Regions from separate parts of the Homo sapiens genome. Here region 1 is linked to region 2. The links are chromatin loops, found by intact Hi-C in ENCODE. Cell type or tissue: mammary epithelial cell. All regions are shown on one strand. Links, peaks and the distances in the headings refer to the core of each region. The heading gives the core; the rest is flanking DNA. Region 1 has its middle 89 kb from the start of PAK3. Region 2 holds the start of PAK3 (p21 (RAC1) activated kinase 3).

The links. Peaks named below come from ENCODE experiments on the same cell type or tissue, not always from the same donor. Only the 100,000 strongest peaks of a DNase experiment are listed, where the experiment ranks them.
Region 1: a loop joins it to region 2, with 14 times the contacts of the local background. A loop is called at or near these places in 25 of 110 quality-filtered maps.

The regions. Positions count from the first base shown.
Region 1 is chrX:111,005,868-111,008,777 of GRCh38, reverse strand. It overlaps a transcript of PAK3 not described here. Among named protein-coding and RNA genes, the nearest start is that of PAK3, 89 kb to the left of the region's middle. In mammary epithelial cell, for the core only: no CTCF peak of the experiment used is centred there; no DNase peak of the experiment used is centred there.
Region 2 is chrX:111,094,479-111,097,388 of GRCh38, reverse strand. It overlaps PAK3 (p21 (RAC1) activated kinase 3), which reads right to left and starts at 1,198. Exons shown (of 18, transcript NM_002578.5): 1 at 974-1,198. RefSeq lists a silencer at 998-1,127. In mammary epithelial cell, for the core only: no CTCF peak of the experiment used is centred there; a DNase peak (open chromatin) is centred at 1,298; H3K4me3 peaks cover 1,063 bases; H3K27ac peaks cover 416 bases.

The DNA of each region.
Region 1 (2,910 bases), core at 323-2,822, 89 kb after region 2:
ACCCTTATTAAGCTCTCACTATGTACCCAGCTTTAATCCTTGCAGCAATCCCCAGAGGTAGGAATTATTATCACACCCTTACTACATGTGAGAGAATGGAGACTCAGAGAAGATCCAGGAGTTGCTAGAAAGTCACCCAGCAAGTAAAGTGGACATGCTAAAACTTGAACCCAGGCAGTGATGCTTCTGATGGCTGTGCTTGCAGCATAGTGCTCTCTGCTTCATGCACTGAACACCTACTCACTGCCAGGTGTCATGGAGACACCAGAAATGGTATAAAGGATAGGGCCTCCGCCCTCAGGGAAATGACAGTGAAGATTGGAGAGGGTCTACTGGAGGAGGCTGCAAAGTGTGCTTGGCTGCTAAGTAAATCTCATAATACAAAGGTGCTCAGAGAAGAGCTGACATGATAACCACAACAATTATGATATTTCATGTTGGCTGAGCACATTTATATGTGCCTGACATGTGTTTAACATGTCTGACTTCACTTATTCCTTACAGCAATTCTGTGATTTATATACCAGCACCAGTGTCACTTAAGAGTAACGGAACTGAGGCTCAGAGAGGTAAAACAAAGCAACTCATCCAAGATTGCACAACTAGCAAGTAGGACTAGACTGGATTTGAACTACTCTTTGTCTACACATAGAAGAAACTTAATAAATGCCCATCAAGTCCATGACTATCTTCCATTTCTTGAGCACTTGCTGTACTCGCTATTTGATTTAATACTCACAACTCTATGAAGTCAGTACAATTATTGACCCTATTTTATAGATGAGGAACCCAAAGCTCAGAGATGTTAAGTAACTTGCCCGAGTTCACACACTTATTAAGTGGTAAAGCGAGGATACAAACTCAGGGCTGACCAACTCCAGGGCCTTTCTCATTTGTCTTCTAGAGCTTTTCTCTGGGGTTGCATGCTCAGTAAAGCTCAGTTGCCTTCTGTGCATTCACACTAGTTGGCCTCGATTTGGATGTAAACAAGGAAGATATAAATAACAGGATAGCCTCTAATTCAATGCATGGAAAGCACAATCACAACACACAGGCAGAGGGGAAAGGAGCTACCTTGAGGGGGAAATGGTAGAGCAAGGTTTGGGAAGTTCTGATGGAAGCAGGGTCCTCCAAGTGAGAGACATTTTGGTTCTCCACTTACAGTGGAAGCAACAAACTCAAAGCATGCCACAGCCAGCATGAAATGGGAATCCTCCTTGGAATTTTATTTCTAAGAAAGGGGTCCTCACCTGGAGGAGGCAGCTGGACCCACGCAGCCTGTACCCTGACACTTCATCAGAACTATGTTGCTCTCTATAAGAGCCTCAGCTTGGCTCCACTGCCACCCACTGGAAAGGGCTGCACTTCTCCTGGGACTTGTATCATAAACTTGCTTTTGAAGAGACCATTCATACCTTCTTCCATTTGCTGCAAGCCTTTGTTTATGCTTATTCTGCTAGGTGCTCTGTTCTGTTCTGTGGATCAGAGTGACTCCCACAGGGCAGGTTGGGCCCCACTGCAGACTTTCTGAATCCCTCACGGGGAGTTGCCATGGTCAAGGGGTCAAGATGATGGGGCTGCCAATCCATAGAACTCTGCAGGCCCACTCCACTTAGAGAATTTTTCTTGCAGTTCCAAAATACTTGTTTACTGACTGACAAATTTATGGTGGGGTAATTCAGTCCAAGAATTGCTACTCTGAGGGTGGCCCATGGAATAACCTCATTGGCATCACCAGGGAGTCTATTAGAAATGCAGAATCTCAGGGGGGCATGGTAACTCATGCCTGTAAACTCAACATTTTGTTTGGGAGGCCAAGGCGGGAAGATCACTTGAGCCTGGAAAGTTGACGCTTCGGTGAGCCATGATCACACCACTACACTCCAGCAGAGGCAACAGAGGGAAAACTTATCAAAAAAAAAAAAAAAGAAAGAAAGAAAGAAAGAAAGAAAGAAAGAAAGAAAGGGAAATGCAGATTCTCAGGTCCCACTACAGACTTTCCGAATCAGAAACTGAATTTTAACCAGATCTCCAGGAGATGTGTATGAGCATTAAAGTGGAAGAAACACTGATGTAGGATAATGTCTCAGAAAGGCTTTCAGTCTCACCTATCTATAGCAGGTCCCCATTCCCTCTATTTGACTGAACCCAATGGTTTCCAAATTTGGTTGGGCTTTATTTCATCAGGGGATCTGTTTTATTTTTTATTTTTTAAAAAGAATTTTGTATTTCAAAATAATTTTAAACCAACAGAAGAGTTCTAAGAATAGTACCAAAAAAACCCTGTATACCCCTCACCCAGATGAGCCAAATTGTTAGCATTTTGCCATATTTGCTTTATTCCTCCTTTACATTTCTAGGTGTTTTTCTCCCTAATCCATTTGAGTTTGTTGCAGACATCATGCCTTTCACCGCTAGATACTTTAGTGCATATTTCCTAAGAAGGAGGACATCCTCTTACGTAATCACAGCACCATGGTTACCAAGTTCAGTAATTTTAACACTGACACAATTATATTACCTAATATATAGTCCATATTCAAATGTGGCTAATTGTCTCAATGATGTCCTTTGTGGCAATTTTGTTTTCCATCTGGGGAGCTTTTAAAAAGTACCAATGCTGTGGCCCTAACTCCATAGCAATTAAGACATAATCTCTGAGGGAGGGGACTCTGCATATATATTTTTTAAAGTTTTCCAAGAGATTCTAATGTGCAGGGCTGAGAAATACTGTGCTATAGGCTTTTTCTGTGACCCCTGTCTATTGCTGGGATAGGAACTCTTGTCAGCAGGGTAAACCCTGGGTATAATTTGTCTAGACCTCCATGTCTCCTTTAGTCTGAGTTCTGACATAATTAACTGTCTATGAGATGTACTGGGCCTTTCCTCATTGCTTTTTGATGCCACCTC
Region 2 (2,910 bases), core at 292-2,791:
TGAAAGGTGGGACCAAAAAAAAAAAAAAAAACAAGTGGGGCCTCTATCTCTCTCCTTGCCTGCATCCCCCTCTTCCCACCATCCCCCACCCCACCCCACCCCTTAACCACCACCTAGGGAAGGAAAACTTGCCAGAGTAAGAATCTAAAATGTTCAGTTCACCCAAAAGTGCGGCAGTAATCTTGCCAGAGCCAGTTCACAAACTGAGGGCAATGTCCCCCAGCGAGCTAAGGGGAACAGGAGAGAAGGAGAGGCAGTGGACCCAATGACACTGCTCCCCAGACAAAGAGAGGGCCAATCCAGGGACCCTGAGCTTTCTGGGGGCGTTATTGCATCATTCCAATCCCCACAGGAGAAGAAAAGGGTCCCCCTGTTATTACCATCCCCCCACCAAAAAAAGGGGAGGGGGATAAAGAAAAATAAAAGAAAGAGGGGAAGGCGCCCGTTTAAGAAAATCGTCACTTTTTCTCTTTCCTCGTGTGTGTGTGTGTGTGTGTGTGTGTGTGTGTGTGTGTGTGTAAGGGGCGGGGGGGTTCTACCCCGGACTTGGCCAGACCGTGGCCACACCCCCTCCCCTTTTCTAGGGAACTGCTGTCACAGCTACTGGGGCTGGGTAGGGGGGCGGGCGGGGGGGTGAAAGGGAAGACTTACAGGCTGACGTAGCTTTCAAGGCGGGTTTTGCCTCAAGCGGCCCAGGCCCCAGTAAACGAGTCTAGGGTTTGACCAAGCGAAGGAGCCCCGGCCCTCTGGGAACGGCCCTGACACACCCACTTGTCCGCGAACTGGGATCATGCAAACTGCTCGCTTGGTCTCAGGGCTCCGGGGAGCCACGTAGGAGACTCGAGGCTGGGGCACAAACAGGACAGGAGGGGGGTCCGGAAAGGCAGAACATCTGCCCAGCAGCCTTAAAGCATCATCCAACAGCCACCCCCTCCCCCGCGGTAGCCCGGGTGCAGTTAGTCGCGGGATTTACCTGCCACGGATCCAGCCACCCCGTCAAGACCTTTCCTCTACCTCCGAGCGCTCCAGCTGGCGGGGCTGGGGAGCCGCAGCCCCGCGGCCGCAGCCGCAGCCCCGGGCCCAGCCCGCTCCCCCTGGCTCTTCTCCCGCCCCCGCACACTGGCTCGAGGCGGGGAAAAGCTGCAGCCCCCAGTGCGAGATCCCAGACGGTTAGCTGGCACAGCTGCCCGCCCGCGGTAGAGCCCCTGCTCGGCAACCGCTCCCTAGCCCTTCTCTGCTATTACGTCACCCGAGCTCTGCACCTTACCTAGGCCAATCAGATGGTGAGCATAAAACTAAAATCGCCCTGAGTGGGCTACTGGGGACCAATCTTTTGTTTCCAGGCAGGAAGCGCCTGGGAGGGGGAAAAAACTGAAGGGGAGGGAACATGGAGAGGGAAAGGGAAAGGAGATGGAAACTTCTACACTGTCAGGGTTGTCTAGACAGAGGTGGGGCCATCAAAAAAGAGGGGCACCTGACAGGATGGAGAGGAGGGGAGAGTTCATGTATCTTCCTTAATTGCTCCCCTCAGGAGAATTGAGATTTCAGATGAATTTTCAGGGGACGAAATCTGTACAGCTACACGGGCACACTTTATTCGGGGGAAAAAACGGTTTCGATTTGGGACACCACCTGTCAGCCAGGCAGGTTAAACTGACGGAATCTCTAAAATACACAGAAAACTAAGAGAGACAGATGTGGCAGTGGAATTCAAAGAGATGGCAGTCTAGATCGGGAAACTACTTTTCTGCATATGAAGCACACACATTCCAAAAAGCAAGGAATTATACAAAAAATAAAAATAACTCTACTTCAAATGGAGCTTAAATGCGATTCTCTCTGTCCATCCTTTCCCTTAAACCTTCAAAGCTTTCTCTTGTCTTTAGGATACGGTTCAAATTTTTGCAGATGGCCAAAGCTTTATAAAATCTAACTCCAAAAATAATCTCTTGCTACTCCAAAATCCATACTCCCCATGATTTGGCTAGATTATGTAAATTATGGTGAATCCCAGCAAGGCGACAGTAAGCTGCCATAAAAAGTCAAATAATACAAAACAATAAGGACATTCAAATTATAATGATGTAAAATATGCCTACAGAAAACGATCAGAAGAGGACATAAAATTGTAACCGTTGGGTTAAACTAGTAGTATTATGAGTAACTTTTTCTTTCTACTTTCAAATTTATTTTCATAAAGATAAATATATCCTCACATACTTAAATGGCCAAAATAGATCATGACCCTTCCCAGTGAACTTTTATTCAATTTTCTCCACACTGTGTAACATCCAGCAATAATTTCTCCATAATGCCAACAAAATAGGTTTCAAGAACAAGAGTGAACTAATATATCTGCCCAGGTCCTTTTAGTAAAAGTCGTACAAAAGAGCTACAGATGACCACACGCGGTGGCTCACACCTGTAATCCCAGCACTTTGGGAAGCCCAGGCGGGCGGATCACCTGAGGTCAGGAGTTCAAGACCAGTCTGACCAATATGATGAAACCCCGTCTCTACTAAAAATACAAAAATTAACTGGGCATGGTGGCATGCGCCTGTAATCCCAGCTACTTGGGAGGCTGAGACAGGAGAATCACTTGAACCCAGGAGGTGGAGGTTGCAGTGAGCCGAGATTGCGCCACTGCACTCCAGTCTGGGCAACAAGAGCAAAACTCCGTCTCCAAAAAAAAAAAAAAAAAAAAAAAAAGAGCTACAGATTCGCCAGACAAAACATCTCAGGCAGTTGAAGAATGGGATGCCTCTTTTGGACTGATTCATTTTAAATTGTGATGATACAGGGAATTGAGAAAAACAACAACAATGATCCACTCTATGCCAAAACAAGAAAGAGGGAGGCAAAGACTAAGTAAACGATGTAATCCAGACCATTTTTAAGGGTCAGTTTGCA